Regions from separate parts of the Homo sapiens genome. Here region 1 is linked to region 2. The links are chromatin loops, found by intact Hi-C in ENCODE. Cell type or tissue: IMR-90. All regions are shown on one strand. Each heading gives the region's core, and the rest is flanking DNA. Links, peaks and the distances in the headings are about the cores only. Region 1 has its middle 11 kb from the start of OSR1. Region 2 overlaps LOC124905977.

Region 1 (11,182 bases), core at 2,027-10,026, 300 kb after region 2:
CAAAAAAAAAAAACAAAAAATGAGAGAAATGCAAGAGTGTCTAGCTTTGCAAATAGCCAACCAGTCCCAATGTTGGCTGAGCTTTTCCAGCCAACACTGGTTCCCATCACTCTTTTCTGAACTATTGCTGTCCTGGGTCTCCAGCTTTAATTGCTTAGAGAATGTAACCATTCCCCTACTATGAACCCACAGGTTGGTGTTAAGCATAGTCTGCAGCCCCACCAAGTGCCACTCAGTACCCTTTTCTCTGCCATCTGGAAGTGGTTCGGAGCCATTCAGAGGGGTCCTCTGCCTGATTCTAACAAGCATTTCTTTTACTTCTCACTCCCCTTTGAGGTCCCATACTGTCTTGATTCTAGCCTGGGCCTCCATTTACATTTTCTACTTCACTTGAGGCACATTGCCTAAAACTTCACTGAAGGGCAGTGCTACGGTTTGAATTTGTGTCCCCTCCAAAATTTATGTTGAAACTTAATCCTCAATGCAATAGTGTTAAGAGGTCAGACCTTTAGAAGGTAATAAGTCCATGAGGGCTCTGCCATCATGGGGGGATTAGTAACCTTATAAAAGGGCTGGAGGAAAAAAGTTAGGCCCTTTTTCTGCTTTCCATCCCTTTTGCTTTATGAGGACACAGTGTTTAGCCCCTCTGGAGAATACAGCAACATGGCACCATCTTGTGAGCAGAGAATGGCCTTTACTTGACACTGATTTTTCTGATACCTTGATCTTGGACTCCCCAGCCTCTAGGACTGTGAGAAATAAATGTTGTTTATAAATTACTCAGTTTGTGGTATATTGTCATAGCAGCACAAACAAAGACAGAAATAGGTGCTGGGAAGTCAGGTTGTTGCTTTAGCACATACCTAAAAATGGAAAAGCAGCTTTGGAACTGCATAATAGGTAAAGGCTGGGGGAGTTTGATGGTGCATGCTAGAAAAATCCTAGGTTGCCATAAATGGCCCATAATGGGTGAATCTGGTGAGGACTCAGGAGATCAGGAGAGCTATAGACAGAGCCTCAGTCTTAGAGATTACTTAAGTGGTCGTGATCAGAACGTTGGTAGAAATACAGACAGTAAAGCCTACTCTGATGAGATTTTAGATGGAAATGGGGGACATCTTATTGGAAACATCTTATTAGAAAGGTCACACTTGTTACAAAATGGCAAGGAACTTGGCTTAATTGTGTCCATGTCTTAATGTTTTGTGGAAGCAAAGCTTAAGAGCAATGAACTAGGATAATTGGCAAAAAGAAATCTCTAAGTGAAGTGTTCAAGGTGCTGCACTTCTTCTCTTGACCACTTAGAGTAAAATTCAAGAAGAGAGAAATGAATTAAAGACAGGATTTATAATCAAAAGGAAGACAGAGCTTAAACATTTGGAAAATTCTCAGCCTGGATATTATTGTAAAGAATATAAAAGCATGTCTGGGAGAAAATATCAAGGGTGTGGCCAAGCAACTGTTTAATGAGGACATTTGTACAGATAGATAGAAGACAGGTGCTATTAATCAGGACAATGGAAGAATGACCTTGAAGAGGTATTGGAGATCTTCCAGGCTGCCACTCCCATCACAGGCGCAGAGTGCTAGGGTCTTTAGAGCAGAATGGTTTCAGAGAAAGGATTCAGTGCTCCTGTAGGACCTTGGGGCTTGCTGCCCCAAGTTTCTGCTCCCTGCATTCCAGCACAGTGCTCCTTGACCATGCCAGCTGTGGCTCAAATAAGCCCAGGTACAGCTTCGTCTGCTGCTCTAGAAGGCACAAGTGGTAATCCTTGGCAGTGTCCACCTGACGCTAACTCTGCAGGCATGCAGAATACACAAGCTAAGGAGGCATGGCTGCCTCTACCTAAATTGCAAAAGATGCCTCAGAGAGCCTTGGGACCCAGGCATAGAACTACCACAGAGTCAGGGCCACCACAGAGAATGATCACTAGGGTAATGCCTAGCAGAGTCATGGGGCTGGGGCCACCACAGAAAGTCTCCACTAAGTCAATGCTTAGTGAAGCCATGGGAGCAGGGCCATTTCCATGGCCCCAGAACTATAGAGCCACCAGTGTGCAATGCCAGCCTTGGATAGCTGCAGGCACCTCACTCCAACCCCTGTGAGCTGCTGCATGGGCTCCACCCAATAAGGCCATGGGGGCGGGGCTGCTGGGAACCTCTGACACCCAGCCCCTGCCCTAGTGTGTCTGGAAGGTAGAACATGGAATCAAAGAAGATTATTCTGGAGCCTTAAGATTTAATGTTTGCCTTGCTGAGTTTTAGATTTGGTAGAGACGTGGTACCCCTTTCTTATGTCCTGTTTCTCCCTTTGGAATGGAAATGTCTGCCCTATCCCTGTCCCACAATTGTATTTTGGAAGCACATAACTTATTTGATTTCCTAGGCTCACAGCTGGAGGGCAAATTTGCCTCAGGATAAATCACACCTTGAATCTCACCCATATCTGATTTAGATTATACTTAGATGAGAATTTGAACTTAGACTTTGAGCTGGAATGAGTTAAGACTTTTGAGGCTATTGGAATGGAATCAGTGTATTTTGTGTGTGAGAAGTACATGAATTTTGGGGGGGCTGGGGGTGCAATGCTATGGTTCGAATATTTGTGTCCCCTCCAAAATTCATGAGGAGAAAGAAAAGAGGAGAAGGAGGAGCAGAAGGGGAAGAAGAAGGTGGTTGGAGGAAAAAAATGTAACAACTTGGAGTAATTTAGCCCACATAACAAAGGAACCTGGACCCAGTATGGGAACTTTGTAAATCTCAGCCCAGGACTCTTTGCAGTAACTTGTCCTTTTAAGACAATTCCATGAAGCATTACAGTGGAAGCCGTTCATCTTCAGAGCTTCAAGAAAGGGTCCTAAAAGCCAGAGTGGTTGAATGGTTGATGAAGGTTTTTAGAGGAGGTGGGATTTAAGTTGGGCCTTAAAGTTTGAAGAAGATTTGGAAAACACACATTCCTGGGGCAAAAGGCACAGGTAAACAGTTGGGGAATGTTAGAATACCCACTGGACACTTGTCATCTGCCTCTAATATCTATCTTTTCCAAGAAGAGGAACTCACAAGCATATGAGGAAAGCAAACTAGCCAGTGTGCCAAATGCATTTTCAAATGAACAGGTGTTCAAATTGTATGCAGCTCATCTTTGCACTAAAACAGTAAGTCAGTAGTGGCATGCGTTCTCGTCATTAAGTGGGGCTGCTGTGAGTGTTCAGTGTACAGGTTGCTTGTTACCTGTCAGCCCACAGCAGTAGGCTGCCTGAATATCTCAAAAGTAGATGGAGAAATGCAATCTGCAAGGACAGTTGAGGCTCCCACAGGAGCATAGAATTGCCTCTAAGTACAAGGCCTCATGAACATTTTACATCCCCTTGGGAAATCCCTCTAAACCCCTGCCTCACTCGTTTCCTGGTACAAGATCCAATAAATCTGCACACTCAGCTTAAACTTAGTGCCAGGCCTCATAATGGAATGATTACATGTGTTTTGTGTGTCAGAGACCTGACAGAAAGATTATACAGTGTAGTGAAGCAATCTTTGGGGTTTTGGCAGGGAAAGAGAGGAGATAAATATGTGTCCAGGGTAGAAAAATGGCAGCTCGCAGAATTGCTGTCTCAATGTCACTCAATCATTCAGCAAAAATGTATTAAGTTTAGGTCAATAAACATTTATCAAGTTCCTCCGATGTGACAGGTATTGTATTACATGCTGTGAGAACTGAGGTGCACAGGACACATCATTTATCCTTGGTGCTGTGAAGTCCACTAGGAGAGCCAGGCATGTAAAAGATGGTTTTAGTGTAATGCAGCAATGTAATAATAGGGATTCTGACAAGGTACGATGGTGGCACAGAGAAGGGAGACTTAGCTCAGCCTGGAGTGTCAGAGGAAGCTTCTGAAGGATGATTCAGGAAGGATGAGTAGTGTGAAGGGGTAGGAATGCTCTGAACTGAGGAAATAATGTGAACCAAAGTACAGAAGTGGAAATGATCCTGGTATGTTCGTGAACTTGGGGGATACGTAAGGGAACAGGAGGCGGATGGACATAAATGGACTAAAAAAAAGAGGCTTGGAATTATTGGAGTAAAAAGAAAGATTGATGAGTGCTGCAAGGGATTCAAAGAAAAAGCACAAACAGTTCTACAAAGGAACTGAGCAGTTGGTCAAATTAACAAGTTAAAGATGCATTTACAGTTATAATAAATACAAGACCCCCTTGTAAAAGATACCAAGCCCAATAAGAAAGTGGTAAAGTGCCAAAGTGAGTTGGAGAATTACATGAAATAGGCTTATAAGAGGGAGAAGACACTAGCTGGGGAGAGAGTTCCAGGAGGCAATGGTATTTCAGCAGATGGGAGGATAAGGTATAAATAGGTAGAAGAGAAGGAGCATGTCATCCCAGGCAAAGAGAACATCCCGAAGTACCTTTAGGTTTAGTCACTTTAGGATCGCATAGGAAGAAAGACCTTAGTGTAACAAAAAACTTGCAGAATGAAAACTAAGGTCTCTGTATATAAAACATTCTAAGTGGGAGAAATTTCTTCCCTAGAAGGTCAGGTTGGGAAGCAACTATAAAGAGAACAACTCATGGATAATGTGTAGATTTACAAGAAAGACAGGATGGGCAATGCTTTTGTAGCTTCAGTACTCAGCTGTGTTCAAGAAGTTTCCTCTTTTTAAACAATCAATAGGAACACTCTGTTCCTAGGTAGAGAATACAAGTATGGTTCTAAATCAAAGAGAATTTATAGAAATCTGCAGTAAGGAGTCTAATATGTCAGGTGCTTAAAGTTCTTCAACCATGGCCTGTTAAAGGGAACAACTATAACTAAACGACTTTACAATTTATCACAGAAACCAGGACAATTGCGTCTGGGACAAAAACAAGACAAGATCCTAGGAAAGCCAGTGTGAATGAGGATCGTCTAGGAAAACTGGCACTCTTGATCTGTGTATCAGTTGGGGTCCAGTCAGGACAACAGAAACCACACTAGGCATTTCAACAGAGAGAATTTAATATAGAAGATGGGTTAAACTGGTCCAAGAAAGCAAACTGGGAGCACTAGGGAAAGGGTGGGGAAACAAAGGCAAAGATTGTGGGTGTCAGCATCTAGAAGCTCAGAGGACGAACCCTGTAGGACTGGGCTCAGCCCTCTGAGGAGGCAGCACATCCTTGCTGCTTCTGGGTGGCTCAGGAAGTCTATAGGAAGTCCATGGAGTAGAGGTTCAGCTCTCTGAGGACAGTTATTGCCCCACTGGGGAGGGCACCTTCCTAGGGCATGATGAGATTGGTTCTGGGAGTGCTGAAAGAAGTTGAAGATTGGAACCAACTGGCGATGCTAAGTGAAAGTCCATCGCTAGAGGCCAACCCCTGGTTGCTGCTCCCATGCCCCTATTTGCAAAATCTAAGAGAAAGTCATCTGACAGAGGAAAACTTTAGCCTGCAGATCCCAGCCCTGGTGTCACACAGCAGAGCGTAGAAATGTGGACTTGGAACTGAGCAACACTGGCGTAATAATGGGCACAGTTGTTCTTATTGTACTTGCAGCACCAGGCTTGAGAACGGTTCTGATTTTGAGGAGGAAATTCTCCTAAAAGATCCTTCAGCTCAATAAGTGATAAAAATCACAGTCTAGTCTGCAGAAGAAAATAGGATTTATCAGTTATTCCCTTTGTGCCACGAACTTTACAAACGTTAGTTCATTAATCACAATAATCCCATAGAACTTGTGTTCATCCTGTTTTTACAGATGAGGAAACTGAAGTTTCAGGTGGTTAAGCTGTTTGCCCAAAAACAAGTAGCTGGGGAGAGGCATGTTCTAGAGACATGGACTAGAAGCCTGTCTCTTTCCACCACCTCTTGGTCTTTCTAGGGAGGAAGCTGCTTCTTTACAGGGCTGAGGCCCATGATCCTGGATGGAGGGGCAATGGCTGGACCACTCCTGGAGGCCCTGGGCCAAGTGACCTCTGCTGGCCACTGGTTTCTGGAAAGCTCATCCCCAAAAGGTTTTCCATCCTTTGAGTTCACACCTAGCCAGACTCAAAACCTAAAGTGATTTATTCCCACTAAATGCTGGCCTCACACCCATGGGAAGAAGCCAAGACTTTGTTTGAATGAGCTCGCCATCTCTTGGAGAAAGCATCACGCTGCAGCCACCCATAGCTATGTTTTGGAGAGAGTGTGTTTGTGTGTCTGTTCATGTATTCATGTGTCTTATAAATTCAACCTTACTCAGTAGGATGGCATTCTTGGATAATAGACCTTTCAGCCAGAGGGCCAAAATTGCAAAGACAACAGTTATTTTTTGGCTGAATCAAGTTCTTCAGCCTTAGCTGAAGACGAAGGCAAATTGTGCCTGTGTTTTCTGGAAATGCTGATGCTGAGATGGGACCTTATTGAGGAATTCACCAAGGCCCAAGGGAACTGAGAAGATAAATGCTACCAGGCGGCTGCAACTTGAGCAAAATTCAAAAACAATAGAATGTCAACTGAAGATCATAGAGACTGTGGCAAGTATGACAGAAAGCAAGGGCAATGGCTAGGTCCTGAGACCAATGAGGATGTGGATAATGGGTGCTGGCACTACAAACACTGCTTTGAAAGAAGCTTGAAGAAAAGGAGGCAGATTCGGCACTCCCTACCCAGGACCCCAGCTCATCACTGAGGAAGAGGGAAATGCAGCCAGCGGTTTGGCAAACTGCCCTCCCCAAATACCCCTGTTCCAGCCTTCACAGTGGTTTCCTGAGCAGCTCGAGGCGGGCCAGGTATGGGTTTCTTCTGTCATGTCAGTGTTCTCACAGAGAGGGCTTTTGGGTCCTTTTGGAAAGTGACTTGGCTGGAGCCACACTCCTGCCAGTGTGGCAGCTGTTACCACTTATACCAGGAACATCTGGCTTGAAGATTGCAGTAAAAGTGACACTTGTCTACAGAGAAAAAATGTTGAAGTATACATTTTGGACATGAAGAAATAAGTAATGACATTTAATGTTTTCATAAAGCTGCTACACTGAAGAGCAATCATCCAAACCCCAGGCCCAGGCATGGGTGTATCTGTCTATTGCTGTGTGCCTGCAGGTCTATGAAAGGCTTTGTACCTGGAACATCACTGCCTGATGCAAGCTTTGTCCTCCCTCTGAAGACAAGCAACAAAGGGAGGCCCTTGGTAAGACCTCTTCCTTCAAGATCTAAATCACAAAATTGAGGAGCAGGGAGCAAAATGTAAGGAGTACCCACCAGATGACAGGAAAGCCAGCTTTGAGTTGCAATGCTGTTACTGGGTAAATCACATTGCCGGGGTCAAATTTCTCATCTGTAAAATGGGAGTGTCAAAGATGATATGTTTAAGGTTCCTCCACATTTTATATTCTGTGCTTTTTAAAACAGAGGCAATTGCACCATTCCTATGCCAAGCCTGTAGGTTAAACATGATTCTTTCCAGATCCTGCTATTACAATGCACATCCCCCTTGATGTGGTGATACTTGCCACCCCTGACTCAGGGTAAAAGAGAGTGTCAGACAGGGGCAGGCTGGAAGTTTTGGGCTCTTGGAGAGGAAGACAACACCAAAAGGGGCAGATGATACTGCCAAGACCCTGTCCTGATTTCATGCTGCCCTGTAATACTCTTCACAGCTATGTGCTCAGCATGTTGCCTTAACTTAGGCATCTTCTGCATTTGATTTTAAAGAGCAGAGGCTGAAGAGAAGATGAAGCACACTTTCAGTAACTAGCTTCTGTTTGGTTGGTAGAATGTCAACTGGCGATGCTATAATGACCACAGTGAGGCTGGCAGAGATTTGGGTAATCAAATAAGAGTGTATATTTAATAACTTTTTGATTTGCGAGTGATCAATCCTTTGCATAGTTCAATGTCTTTTGAATTAAAACATGTTATCTCTGCCAAAATTACATGTGAACAATGCATTCCTAATGTGCAATTATCATCAATAATATGTATGTTACTGGGTAAATGCATGGCTCACCAAAGAAGATCCTATAAGCCCTTTGTTATTTTCTCTTCTTCTAGGAGGTGCCAGGCTCCTGCTCTGGTGCCAGGAGAGGGGAGTGACCATGTGGAAGGGCCAGCGTGAGGTTGCTGGCCAGCCCAGACTGCTTACTGTCAGGCCAAAGCCGAGGAGGCAGCAGATTTAGGGCTTGTGGTTCTGTAGGGCACCCGCGGTTTGGTGTTGCAATCTTTCTAAACTTTAGTCTACAGGCTTTTGGTATGATTTTGTAGCTTTATCTCTCAGTTCTAGAAGCTGAGATTAAAGCAAAGACACTGAACAGAGCTAATGCCTGGGCCTGGAGATCCGAATGGTGTACACTGCAAACATTCATGTGCCTACCTAAGGGAGCAGGAGGGAATAGGACTGGGACATGGCCTGGGCTTCTGCATTTCCAGCAGGCTCCCAGGTGATGCTGATGTCACTGGAAGACCACACTAAGTAACCAGGGTGCTGCCATTATGAGCTTGGGTTTTGGAATCAAATACCTAGGTTTAAGCCCTGGCCCCAGACTACCTAGTTATGTGACTTTGGGACAAGTATGTAATATTTCCAAGCCACAATCTCCTCAGACATAAAGCAAGAATAATCATTATCTTGATGCTTCAGTTTGCTAAGAGGATTCGTGAAGCTCATGCTGGGTCTCAGGGCCTGCCAGGCTCTGGAGAGGAGTGGGTCCTTGGAAGAACTGTGTCCCACTACTGACCTCTGAGGCTTCCTTCCACTTCCAGGACCACACTCATGAGCCTAGGCACAGCCTCAGAAAGACTCCTGGGCCTCAGTGCTTCCTTAAAACAGGGGTAACAGAATGGCATCTCCTGTGGGAGGTGAACCACAACAGAGCCACATTTGCTCAGGAGCCCTGACTCCTCTGTGACAGAAATCATAGTTCATGGGAAATTTCTTTTAAACCAGAGCCCTATATACACTGATCCTAAGGAAATCTTTATAAACACTTTAGAAGACATGCGAACATGATCTCATCTACACATATGATAGGTGACAAAAATTGACAGAACTCATATACAACACTTTATGCTACTGTTAAAACCAATAGACATGTAAAGTGAGTTTTTACCAAAACAAAGTTGAGAAGTACTGTTAAAATAAAAGCATTAAAAACAACAGCAACAACAAACATGTTGCCTACTGCCTAATGTCCTGACCCCAAGTGACACAAGAATAATCAGCTATCCTAGTGTGTCCCTTCAGCTGTCTAGACTGCTTCTGTGTGAGAATAACTGGAAATCCTATGAGAAAATACGGAATGTGCAGGGTGAAGAGCAATCAAAGACTCCTCATTGAGCTGGTGTCACCTTCCTTCTCTTTGAAGCTTCTGATGATACTCATGGAACAAACTATGGGTTTAAAAAAAAAAAGCCCACTAGTGACTTTAGAGGCCTCTTTTCCCTCCTCTTTCCACATATGCAATCAACTCTCCAGCACTAAAGGTAACTTCCACTGGCCTGAAACTACAGACCCCCTTTGGCTTCTGTTTGACCTGTTTTTGGAGGGCAGCTTTGCTTCTGGGTTCTCTTCTCTTCCTCTGTGTTTTCAAGGGAGCTCTTCTGCAAAAATGACTTCTCTTTGAACTGACATGGATATTTTTCCAAGACCTAGGGTGTCCACTCACTAGGATAAATCCACATGAGGGTAGCATGGGAGCCTCTCCACGATGTGACTGGAAGAAAACCCAAGCACCTTGCCCCCACATCACCCTTCAGCCCCCTAGTAGCCAGTGCTGTCTTCAAGATTAGGAGCTAAGAAAGCCTTTCAGGAATATCAGGTCTGGTTCTTATCTCTTATAGATAAAGAAAAAGGGGTTTACAAGAAGAAACATACTGAAGTGTATATAATGCTTTAATAAAGAGCCATTTCTTTACATCTGAATAACTTCAATCCTCAGGATTCTCCTTAGCAAGACCCAGACCCTACTGGGTAGAATCGTTCTTTACTAATGGTTCTCAATATGTATGTGCTCTAAAGACCACTAGTGCCAGAGTCATCAGTGGAGCTTTTTAAAAATGCCAACTCCCCAGCCCACTGTGGGCCTCCTAAATCAGAGTGCTGGGGATGGGGCCCGGGAATCTGCATATTGACAAACTCTCCGGGTGATCTCGTGGCACAGGACTTTTGACAAGCCCCTTCCTAAACCACTGACAACTTAACTCTCCAATACCACACAGGCAGGATCTAGCTGACTGACCCGCCCTTGAGCTGAACTGGGGTATGTGCCCGGCCCTCCCTTTCCTCAGTGGGTGGCCCTTGTACCAGGTTGGCTAAGACTGAAATGCCCTATCCAGGCATCCTGCAGTGGCACTCCTGCTCCTAGTCACTTTGCTGCCTGTGCAGGACCCTGGGCACTGAGAACTAATCTCCTTTCCTATCTGTATGGATCTGGTAGCCTGGCACAGCTCCCATCAGCTGTCTTCTCTGAAAATTAAGAATGAACTATCCTGACTACGATACATGGCTTATTCCTCCTTAGATAATCTCCTGAAATGTTTGTTACAGAATGAAGTTTTGGCAAATGAAGTCATGATTCCAGAAACTCTCTATCTGGAATAGATAGATTATAATACTTTAGTTTTAAGTTTTCTCTCCATTTCTTTATTGTTGACATGTGATATGAAAACCAATACTTAAATATACTAAACCCGACCATTGGTCATTTTGAAGTGAAAATCATATGCTAATATATATTTTCTTTTTTGTTTTGTATCTACTTCAAGTGTTTCAGCAAATGCTTTTCTTTTCCATGGAAAGGTTCTCATGTAGGGAATTGGAGATATGACCAGCAAATTCATTTGCCTGGAGTCACCTAGGAAGAGAGTTATGGTGGGAACTGGCATTTCAAGTGTCCCCCCACTTCCAGCCTAGACCATGGAGGAAGAATATCTGTCTTTTGAGGGTGGCTAAAATAAGGGATTGTGGTTTTCCGCTGTGTGCAGAATCCCCACTACATTGTGATGTAACTCAGATGCACAAATATGACTCTATGACTCCTCCTCCTGAGTCTAACTTCCTAGAAATCAGAGAAGGAAAGATTTATTTGTATTTATTTATTTTTGCTGATGGGGTGGTCCCCTCCCAGTTCACTGTATTCCCTTTGTGGAACATTCTCAATTCCAATCTGTCATCCTTCCATCCCTCTCATCTCCCCAAAACTGATGCTTAAGTTTA
Region 2 (11,182 bases), core at 1,981-9,980:
AATCACCTATATGGAGTTACTTTTCATTCTGTCCAATGTCTCCCCTAAGCCCGCAGCTGGGAGATTGTCACTGTCTTTAATACTAAGATTGTCATTGGGTTGATGTAAACAGTGCAGGTCCAGACTGAGTTGGCTTGAGTTCAAATCTTGGCTTAGTGCCAGCCAGCTGTTTGATCTTAAGTAAGTCATTTGTCCTTTATTAAGTCGCAGGTTCCCTGCCTACAAGCTAAGGATGACATTTGTGGCTGCTTCACTGGTTCCTGTGGAGTCAAAGAGATGATTCATGTAAGAAGCTCAGCACACTGCTGGGAGCATGCGGCCCTCAGGGAGCATTAGTGTAGGTTGTTGTCAGTGCATGAGCCCCGGTGGCCTTTGCCCTCCTTTCCCTTGGCCTTAGAGCTCGCTGGTGTGAGAATTTGCCTGAGCAATCTTACATCGGTCAGAGGGGCCCTGAGGCCGGCAGTCCCCTTTTGCTCTGTCATCTCAGTTTCTATCTGTATTTGTCTAAGGCAGTGGCTCTCATCCAGGGGCCGTTTTGTTCCCCAGGGGACATTTGGCAATGTCTGGAGACACTTTTAGTTGTCAGAATATTGCGGAGGGAGGGGCGACGTGTTGTGGGCATCTAGTTGGCAGAGGCCAGAGATGCTGCTAAACGTTCTACAGTGCACAAGACAGCCCCTACAACGGCATTATCTGGCCCCAAATGTGGTGCTACAGTTAAGAAACCCCATTCCAAAGCTACCTCTCCTTACCATGAGGTTCTGAATAAAAAGGCCCGTACCTACACTCAGATGGTGACATTCTTAGGAGGATCACAGAAGGTTAACTAATTCACAAACAAGAGGCCCTGGTGCAGTAGAACAAGACAAAAAGCACCGTTCTGGGTCTGCTAATTCCGTGGCCATGTATTACCTCTGAGGGATTCATCAAAAGGAGAAAGGGGACCCTCCCTTCCACTCCCAGCCCTATATTCAATGCCCCAGGATGGAGTTGCTGGCCAGATATCAGGGCCATACTGTGCCTTGTTGTTGCTCAGTTTCCTCATAAGACTGTCTAGACAGTCAGAAACTGCCCTTGGCTCTACACCATGCCCAAAACAGCTTCCTGGAATTCCTGAACTCTCTCACCTCTCCATGCCTATCATAGGTACCCACGTTCTTGGCCTGGGTTCTGACCTTGATAAATGGCTCTGTGTCCACTGAGTGCCCTCAACAGTCCATTGAGAACCATGTTTGATGACATGGGTGTGTAGTTAGCCATTCTTGGTACTTCCACCCCTGTGGGGGCTGACGGGCTCCAGATCTGTACTGCAGGGCTTATTTCTCCCCCTGGGACCACTGTCTGTTGCCCTAGCCAGATTATCTGGGGAGATCGTCTCCTGTAGCAGAGAATTCACTTGGGGTGACAATCAAGGTTTAAAAAACGATGGCCAGTCTTGCTGCCTTAGAGAGGTTTGCAGATGGATCGATTAGACCTGAGTACCTCTCTGCTTCTGAAGTGTGTCTAGTCAGTGCCCAGCTGGAAAATTCAAAGTGCAGGCTCTGGAACCCTGCACTCATTGCCCTGCAGCTCTTATGGAGGCCAGCCCAGAGGCGGAGAGAATCTCTGCTGGGGGTTAGGTTGATGGGATGACGTATACTAGGAAAACAGGCTCAAAATGTTTCCCTGGGACTTTTGCAGCCATGGCTCCAGTTGTAACAATACTAAGATTGCTTCTTCCCTCCTCATCCCACTGTGGCCTGGGTGTAGGTGAGAAAGGGACAGTTGTGTGACTCATTCTTAATCTATCCCAAGAACCTACCTTCTTCCAACTAGGGCAGGGAGCATCACATGGCTCGTCCCATTTATAAAGAGCCCTTTATGACCCACCACGTCCTTCCACTCCTGTGAGCTTTCTGAGATCCACCATAATGGACAGTTAAATACTCTCTGCATATAAGGAGGTAGGCTCAGAGAGGTTAAATGCCTTCCCCAAGGCAACCAGCTAGAGAGGAACAGAGCTAAGACTCAAAGCCAGGACGTCTAATTTCCCTTGAAGAGGGGACCTAGGAGAAGCCCTGCATGATCTAAAGCAAGGCAGCTCCAGCCAGTACTACGCTGTCCAAGGCAATGCATTTTAGAGGACTCCACTTGGACCCTTGTCCGACCATTCACTCCTAGGACAAAGAGTCTTTCAGGTTGATGGAATGTGTTCATCCTAAACCTGGTCCCACTCCACCCTCACATGCTTTGGGTTCCTAAGACATTGGAATTCTCTGCTCCAGTGGCCTTGAGTCCACCTCCAGAGCCTGTGTGGTCCTCTCCTTGGGAGGGCAGACCTGGCTGCTGATATGTGAAACCCTAGGCCCCAGGTGGGCTCAAGGGGTGGCTGTTTGTGGGGATGCACATGGAGCTTGAACGTGTGGCCTGCTGACTATGATGGTAAATGGGCCTCCTTATATATTCTAGCCTTGGGCTAGAAGTCCTGGTTCAGTCTTGGAGGCTCTGTGGTCCCAGAGCTGTACACAGCCTAAGCCTACATCATCAATGCAGCTACCCACCCTCCCCCAGCCTCACCTTCCACCATCTGGGCTGTTCCTGAAGCAGCAGCCTCTGATCACAGTCTCCCTCCCACCCATCACACGCTGCCATATTGTTGGAGTCGAAAGAATAGGAAAGCACTTGGAATGTGACTGAAACCGTATGTAGCTGTATATTGTTTTTCCCAGAAAAGAATCCTAATTAGGTCAATTCCATATTGCTCCTATGGTCTCAGATGCACAGTAAAGCAGGCCTTCACAGTATACAAACAGCCTCTGTCTCTGAGGATGGAGGGAAGGGGAGAGACTGCCTCGAAAAAGACCCCACATGCTAATACAGAATGGATTCGTCACAATCACTGAGACCTGATGAGCCACTCAGTGTGGACTAACTTATTGTAAGCCCTCAACAAACGCAAAAGCCTTAACCCAGCAGTAACTTGCCAGAGACCATATCCAATAGGACCTGTGTCTTTTTCTTTGCATTTAATGTGTTCTGAGGTTCAGGGGGGCTATTTTCCCAATTGTTACACATCTCTTTCTTTAGCTTTGATCTGAGCTCCTCATACACATCCCAGCACTGGGACTTTCAGCAGCAGGCGTCCTGGAAGCCTACTTTGGTAACAGGACCTAGGTAAGCCATGCTATTCTGCAAAGGGAACAATTATGTTCCCCCAAACACACAGAAGCATCAGAATTCACAGCATGCACTTTACAAGGGCAATAAAGTTTTATATGCAGCTCAGTGAAATACCGAATACAGCCAATTGTCCACCAAAATAAACTGATGGGAGAGAGAATGGCTATATTTGGCTCAGACTTAATTATTTTGCATTTGTACTTCTCAATTCCATGTAATAAAATTCCATTCTGCCCTTATTTCCTGGTTAGGTTACTTAATCTCAACTTCGGTAACTGAGCCCTTGAGTGGAGTAGACTGTCCAATGTCAGTGGTAAGAAAATGTGAAAGGTTTGACATCAATTACAACATTACACACAACATAAAATTTAACAACTTGAATCAGGCTTTCATTGCTCTTTAAAGAGACCGTATGGCTTTTTAAGATCTAAAAATTAATCAGTTTCTAAGAGTCATACCTTTTTGAAAGTCCCAGATTTTACTCTTAGCTTGAGAGGTAAGAGGGAACCTGTCTCTATCTCTGTCATCTCTCTTTCATTTTAAAAAATCGCCTCCCTTTCATTTAAAAAAATGTTCCCCTTTTCATTTAAAAAATGCTATCTAAGTTCTTTTGTTTTTATTTTTCTAGGGAGGTGATTTTCCTTTAATGAAAGAAAAAGTGAAGGATATAGAAATTGAATTGTTGTGCTAAGGTTTTAAGTTTTTGGGGGGACCATGGCAAAAACACAATGATCTTACATTTGGCCACGAATGAGGGCACCCCGGGCAGCAGCCAGTGGCGTCACTAGGACCAGGAAGGCTCTGAGGACCCCTGCTTTGTGGTCTGTGTCAGAATCTGTATGGCAGCTTTCACTCCATTGCTACTTGACACTTGATCGTCTCATAAAACACCACATGTAATTCAGCAGTGTCGGCCCATAACAGGCCAACATGTGGCAAGAACAGGAGTAAATGACCTGCCTCCTTTAATAAGTGTGGTCTCTGCAGGTCAGCCCTGAGGTCAAAGGCAGAGCAACAGGGCAGACAGGGCGGCAGCTGTGCGTTCTGGCAGAACACGGGAACTGAGCCTGGTGAAGATATGTCTGCTTTCTTTCTGCTTCTCTCAAGACGGATGATGTATAAAGTGAGATTGTAAACTGACTGAACGTGGTTGCATGTCCTATTTGAATTTGTATTCCCAGCATAACTTGGATCATGGCACACTGAATGAACGTCTTAGACACAAATAACCATACTGATAGACCGATGTGATGCCCCATCATCCTTCAGTGTTGCCATCACCCTGATATCCCCTGATCTTGTCACGGAAAGGCATGCATCAGGAAGTTTCTGTTAACCATGGGCCGAACGCTGAGTGCTCTTTGAGGAAGGAGGATGCATGCCAGAGTGTGTTGAGGACTTGAGTGACCACAGCAGGGTCCCTCTCTGCGTCCATCCTGCTGCATCTTATTCCTAGAGATTTCCCATCTGCTCTGCCCGGTTTGGAAGAAATAGGCATCTTCTTCATATAAGAGTCCTCTCTGCAGGGCACCATTCACCTGGCCCATCCTTTCCTTTGCCAATCAGTGCTGCCCAAACTACAGCAGACAATCACATTCTGCCCTAACATGCTCATGAGCCTTAAATAAAAAGTGTTCTGAAAATCCCAGTAATTGCTTTGACCTTTGAAATATTGTTTTCTTGTATGAAAACCTGAGGATAAAGCTGGTCAGTTTGATAATGGTCACATGTTATCACATGCAGCTAAACCCTTGGTAAGGTCAGGACTTAATTACCAGAGACTCAAGAACCAGCAGCCCTCAGAAAAGGTCAACTGGGGTTTCTCCTTTTTTCTCCAACCACAGCATCTACAAGAAAAAGGCAAAAAAAAAAAAAAAGAAAAAAGAAAAGAAAAGAAAAGAAAAAGCAACATAGTACACCTGTGCCAAAGGATTAGTCTGGAAAGCAATATACAGGGTATGCCTCCTTGGGGGCATCATCGTCAGGACAATCTCCCTCTTTGTCCCTAGTCCTATTTGTGGGACTCTGGGGAAAATGAGTCCCCTGTACTCATGTGTGGGAGCCACCATGCCTAGCACCAGGGCTAATGCATTTTAGAAAAACTTGAAACACATCACAAAGGTATAAACAGAAGTTTAGGCTTCAACCACAGATAGCCAGAAAACGAAATTAACCCTCGGCACTAACACGCACTACCTTCTGTGATGAATGTTTTAAATCGACTTACATTTTTTGGAGCAGTTTTGAGTTTGCAGCAAAATTGAGCAGAAAATGCAGAAAGCTCCCATAACCTCCTGTCCTGCAAACACATCCTTCCCCACTATCAATTTGGGTCACCATAATGGTACATTTGTTACAACTGATGAGCCTTCGTTGACAAATCATTATCACTCAAAGTCAGTAGTTTACATGAAAGTTCACTTTTGGTGTTGTTTATTTCATGGGTTTTGATAAATGTATAATAACATGTATCTGACATTTGAATTTGGTTTTTACTTAAGTTGTCTTTTACAAAAGGTAATTTTGGTAACAACCCAATTAAAAAAAATCCTCATTTAAAAAAATCACAAAATAAAAGAAATCTTGCTATTTAAAATATTTTAATTAATATCTGAATTTACTGTTATTCCTTCTGGAAATAAATTAGTGATGGAATAAATAATGAATATAGACAGCAGTGGTACTATCCATTAGAAAACATTTAATCCACAACCGGGAGAATTAGAGGCAACAAAACCATTTTTATTACCATGCTTATCACAAATCCCCCACATAATTTTATGAGAAAGGTCATTAAACTTGTAGCTACTGCATTATCTTTTTCCTTGGACCATTTCTGAAACAACATTAGTTTTTCACACTTCTTTACATTTCAAACATTAAAAAAGCCTTAATCGATGCTTTTACATAAAAAGCAAAGGGCTAGGTTTCCCACCATAAAACGTTATGTTGTTTACACAAAAACTGCAGCTAACCTCGTAAAACTCAAGTGATTTCCCAGTGGGGTCCTGCAGGGACACTTGGCTATAGCAGGCGCCACACTGATTTCCAACGCTGAGGCAAAGCGTACTTCCTGTGGAAAGCTGTTCTCAGCTCCGGCCATTACTAATCAGGCTTTTCGACTGGGGCACCCCAAACAGGCATCTTCTCTCCATTCAAGGCCTGCAAAAGACACCTCTAAGCAACTAGGAAAACAATGTAAGGTAGAAAAATTCCACACAAATATTAATTCTTGCAGTCCCATTCATCTTTATCTCCAGACTCCTGAGACCAGAGCTTTCTGGAACCCCTACTGCGTCCTTGGGGTCAGCTTCCAGGACAACTCTCTTGGATAGAAATGATAGAATGTCTTTGGAGAGAAGAACTGCCCACTGGTATCACACTTTCCCAGAAACCACATGTTCTTTCAAAACCTTCCATTAGGTGTCAGCGGCTCTTAAAATATACGAATGGCAAGATTTTTTAAATCTTTGCTTCCTGAAGTTGAGTAATCAAGCCAAAATGCTCTGGAAAGCTAAAAGTCATTGACTGTTTTCAAATGTCTGGTTTTCAGATAAAAACCAGGATAGGTATTTTTTTTAAAAGTTAATTGCTGCTTCTCTTATGAGAGTGAATATATGAACCACTTTTCCAGTTTTAAGTTTGAAGGTTGGGTGTTTGCTTTCAATCATGCATAACAATTTATTTGCAACTTCAGGGAATTGTTTTCATGTAGAATAATTTTGTAAATAAGGGATATTTTAAGAATCTACCTCATGACCACCTTCTTTGTGGATACTCACTCAGGAATCTCACTAGACCATCCCTTATTATACTGAGCAGATACAGGGAGAATAACACAAATAACACAAGTGCTTTCTTTTTTTTTTTTTTTTTTTTTTTGAGACAGAGTCTCATTTTGTCACCCAGGCTGGAGTGCAGTGGTGCGATCTCGGCTCCCTGCAACCTCCACCTCCCGGGTTCAAGCGGTACTCCTGACTCAGCCTCCCAAGAAGCTGGGACTACAGGTGCCCGTCACCATGCCCAGGTAATTTTTGTATTTTCAGTAGAAATGGGGTTTCACCATGTTGGCCAAGCTAGTCTTGAACTCCTGACCTCAGGTGATCTGCCTACCTTGGTCTCCAAAAGTGCTGGGATTATAGGTGTGAGCCACTGCGCCAGGCCCACAACAGTGTCTTTGAAGCTATCGAGCAAGAAGGATTTACTCTGCCTTATATGATTCCAAAGTGTTTACATGTTGAGGACTTTGGAACTCAACTTTGTTTCTTTCGAGCCAGAATTAGAACATGGGCCTTCTAACTACAGAACCCTTCTCTTGAAGATTATGCTATAGTGCCCTTGAGGAAGTATAGAGGGAAGAAGAGCCAGGCCTAGTCTTCCTCAAGATAAGTTTAAAGTCTAGTTGGGAATATAAAACAGAAATGCATACATGAAGACTAATAATACAAGGTAATTGTTGATGGGATGGTGTGGTTAATAAATACTGATGACAAACAAAGAAGCTAAGTTGTTAGGGATGGTTTGCTATTAATAGATGACCTGGGACTTTATCTGGGACTTAAAAGATCAGTAAGATTCATCTAGGCATAAGAAAGAGAAAAGGCCAGTGATGACCAGACAGATCAGATAGGATAGAGTACAGCTTAAGTATGGAAAGATAGGCTAGGGTCAAATTATGGAGAATCTTGAAAGGCAAACTGTGGATTTTGGAGAGGCTGGAGTAGACACTCGCTAAACTTTAGTTTTCTCTCTCTCGATGTCTTTCTGTGCTAGGTGCTATAGTTTCCTGAAAGGGTAATAATAATTATTTTTAAAGTGGTCTAATAATGTACTGACTTGTTTTTCTGCTTTTCCTGGATCTTTTGGAATAATGGTACATTAATTTCATAATAGTCCAAATAATCTTTATGGACATGATATACAAGTAGTCCTTTTTCCTGGGGGCATAAGTACATTCTCCTAGCCAATCTCACGTAGACTATATGGTCTCAGTGTCCACCATTTTTCCTCTTCAGTTATTTTAAAAGTATCATAAAGATTATTTTTGCGCAACTATATAGGGTGCATAGAAGCGTTTACTTTTTATGTTTTAAAGGATTTTTAGTGTGTCCGAGAACAGTTGGAGATTTCCTTCATCTAAAGTCCATAGCTCTGGGGTCCTTGAAGGTAAATGCAGTCCTTCTCTAATCAGATTTTCACTTTAAACAAAAAAGTTCTGTGATTCCTCCAAGGCATGGAAGGATGAGAGTTTCTAATCAGATGAGCTCCCATTTGTCTTTCAAATTTCACAATCCTACAAGGAAGCTTTGCTCACAGTTGTGTGAAGGTGATTCTGAAAGCTGAAGGGAGTTAGACATGGGAAGATAATTCCCAAAATAGTGAAAAGGAAGATTTTATTATTTTGTTGCTTTTTTTCCTTTTTGGTAAGAAGGAATTTGGTGGAGTTAGTTATTTGGCAGTGCATGTTTGGGCTGAAAACATCAATTTTCTTTGCCAAGCTTCCTAAAAATAGTCTTTCTTCAGGCGAGGGCCCTCTCAACGTGAGCAGTGTTCATATGAAATAGGACATGTTGCGTTAATGTAATTACCTATTGACCTGAAGATTTCAATTGCAATGAGACAAAAAATGTGGAATTATACTTCTTGCAAAGTTATGAGCTCTCCTTGTTCTGTGTGTTTAACAATAAGTTCTTTCATGACGTGACACCATGGTAGTGGGTGGTGAAATCCGATACCTGGCAAAAATACAATGGAATTATATAATACCAAAAAAGTCGATTGTTTTCCCTTTGGCTAATTAACTCCTCTGACCAGGGAAGTACTGAGGATGAGGTCAGCTGGTGGCTTTTGTTCTCCAAGTAGTTTCCATGCCCTTTTAGTCACTGCCTGAATAGTGTGTGGTTATAAAAGGAAGAAGTCCAGGTACTACTGGAGCACAACCTAGAATGGGTGTTGCTATGGTTTGGTAGCAGCTTTACTGACTTCATGGAATTCGTCTTGCTGGGATCCTGCCCATCACTCAGGCTTGAGTCAGTAAGTCAATGTCCATAGCTCTGCTCCTTCATTTCCCCAGGATTTTTTGCACACTGGTATATAATAGTGCAGGGGCACACAGGACTATTTAAGAAAATATATATACATTTTTTTTTTTTGCCAGCTAGAGGCCTGACATGAGAATTTTGATATAATTGGGATGCAAACAACCCAAATGCAGTAATTGTTGTTGTTCTTATCTTACAGATGGGAAAAACGAAGTTTAGAGGATAATGTACTGATTTGTTTTTTCTGCTTTTCCCAGGTGTTTTGGAATAATCATACATTAATTTGTAATAGTCCAAATAATCTTTGTGATTTTTTTAAAAGAACTGAAGAGGAAAGATGGTGGACACTGAGACCATATAGTCTATGTGAGATTGGCTAGGAGGATGTACTTATGACCCCAGGAAAGGGATGGAATACTTGAACAAAACACAGAGAAAGCAAATCATAAAGCAAGTAATTGATACATTTGCCTATATTAAAATTACAAACTTCTGCATGATAAAAGAAACCATAGACAAAGGGAAAGACAAGCTATTGAATGGGAGATGTTTTCACCACATATGCTAACAAAGGACTAGTATCTGAAACATATTAGAAAGTTCCTGCAAATCAGTAACGGCAAGAACAGTAGCTCAAGAGTGAGAAAAGTAGCTGAATACAAATAATCAACTAATTTTGTTTGGCAACTCACAGAAAACATTACTGTCCAGTAAAAATACAAGAAGATGCTCAAACTCATGAGAATGAAGGAAAACAATAAATGCCATTTAACACTCATCCATTTGGCAAAAATGGAAAAGTCTGACACAACCAAGTGTTACAAATAAAGATGTAGAAAATGAGGAAATTGGCAGGGGGCAGTGGCTCACACCTGTAATCCCAGCACTTTGGGAGGCTGAGGTGGGTGGATCACCTGAGGTCAGGAGTTTGAGACCAGCTTGGCCAACATGGTGAAACCCTGTCTCTGCTAAAAATACAAAAATTAGCCGGGTGTGGTGGCATGCCTGCAATCCCAGCTACTGGGGAGGCTGAGGCAGGAGAATTGCTTGAACCTGATAGGCGGTGGTTGTAGTGAGCTGAGATTGCGCCATTGCACTCCAGCCTGGGCAACAAGAGCAAAACTCTGTCCAAAAAAAAAAAAAAAGGAAAGAAAATGAGGAAATTATACAGTGCTGGTAAAAGTGTACCTTGGTGCAAGTACTTCTAGGTGTATGTCTTAGAGAAATGTCCTATATTTGTAAAAGGTACATTAACAAGTATGTTCCTAGTCTGTAATAACATTGCCTATAATAGCAAAAACCTTGGGATCAACTTAATTATATAAAAATACATTCTATACTGATGAATCTTAAGAACATTCATTGAGAAAAAACACAATTTTTAAAATGATGTATTCAATATGGTACGATTTCTATCCATTTAAAATTTCTAAACAGTGCTTTATATTACTGTGTGTATACATATGTGGTAAACGTATAAAAATCTGCCTGAGAGGCACACAGAACAATTTCTAATAGTGGTTGCCTTTGCAGTTGAAGAAAGGGAGAGGATTAGGAGTTGGGAGGTTGCTAACTATATTTGTAGTGTTTTATATCTTTTAAAAACAATTGCTCTTTTTTAATTTACCAAAAACTGAAAAAATACGAATATGTATGAAATCTGGGAAGTGGGTATACAGGTCTCTGCTACATTATTTCCAACACTTTTTGCTATAGTCTGAATGTTAGTGTCACCCCAAAATTCATATATTGAAACCTAATCACCAATCAGTTGGTATTAGGAGATAGGGCTTTTGGGAAGTGATTAGGTCATAAAATCAGATCCCTTGTGAATGGAATTAGTGTCCTTATAAAAGAGGCCCCAGAGAGTTGCCTTGCCCCTTCCATCATGTGAGGACACAGCTAGAAGCCACCATCTGTGAACCAGAAAGAGACCTCTCACCAGACACCAAATGTGCTGGTACCTTGATCTTGGACTTCCT

The links. Hi-C counts contacts between places; a loop is a spot of excess contacts. Peaks named below come from ENCODE experiments on the same cell type or tissue, not always from the same donor. Only the 100,000 strongest peaks of a DNase experiment are listed, where the experiment ranks them.
Region 1: it touches region 2 in a loop (7-fold over the local background); 27 of 110 quality-filtered maps call a loop at or near these places.

What each region holds. Positions count from the first base shown.
Region 1 is chr2:19,364,490-19,375,671 of GRCh38, reverse strand. No RefSeq gene overlaps it. Among named protein-coding and RNA genes, the nearest start is that of OSR1, 11 kb to the right of the region's middle. RefSeq lists a silencer at 5,950-6,244. In IMR-90, for the core only: a CTCF peak has its summit at 6,134; no DNase peak of the experiment used is centred there; H3K27me3 peaks cover 3,001 bases.
Region 2 is chr2:19,662,687-19,673,868 of GRCh38, reverse strand. The region is part of intron 1 of LOC124905977; the gene reads left to right. Among named protein-coding and RNA genes, the nearest start is that of LINC01808, 200 kb to the right of the region's middle. In IMR-90, for the core only: a CTCF peak has its summit at 6,576; a DNase peak (open chromatin) is centred at 6,598; H3K27me3 peaks cover 356 bases.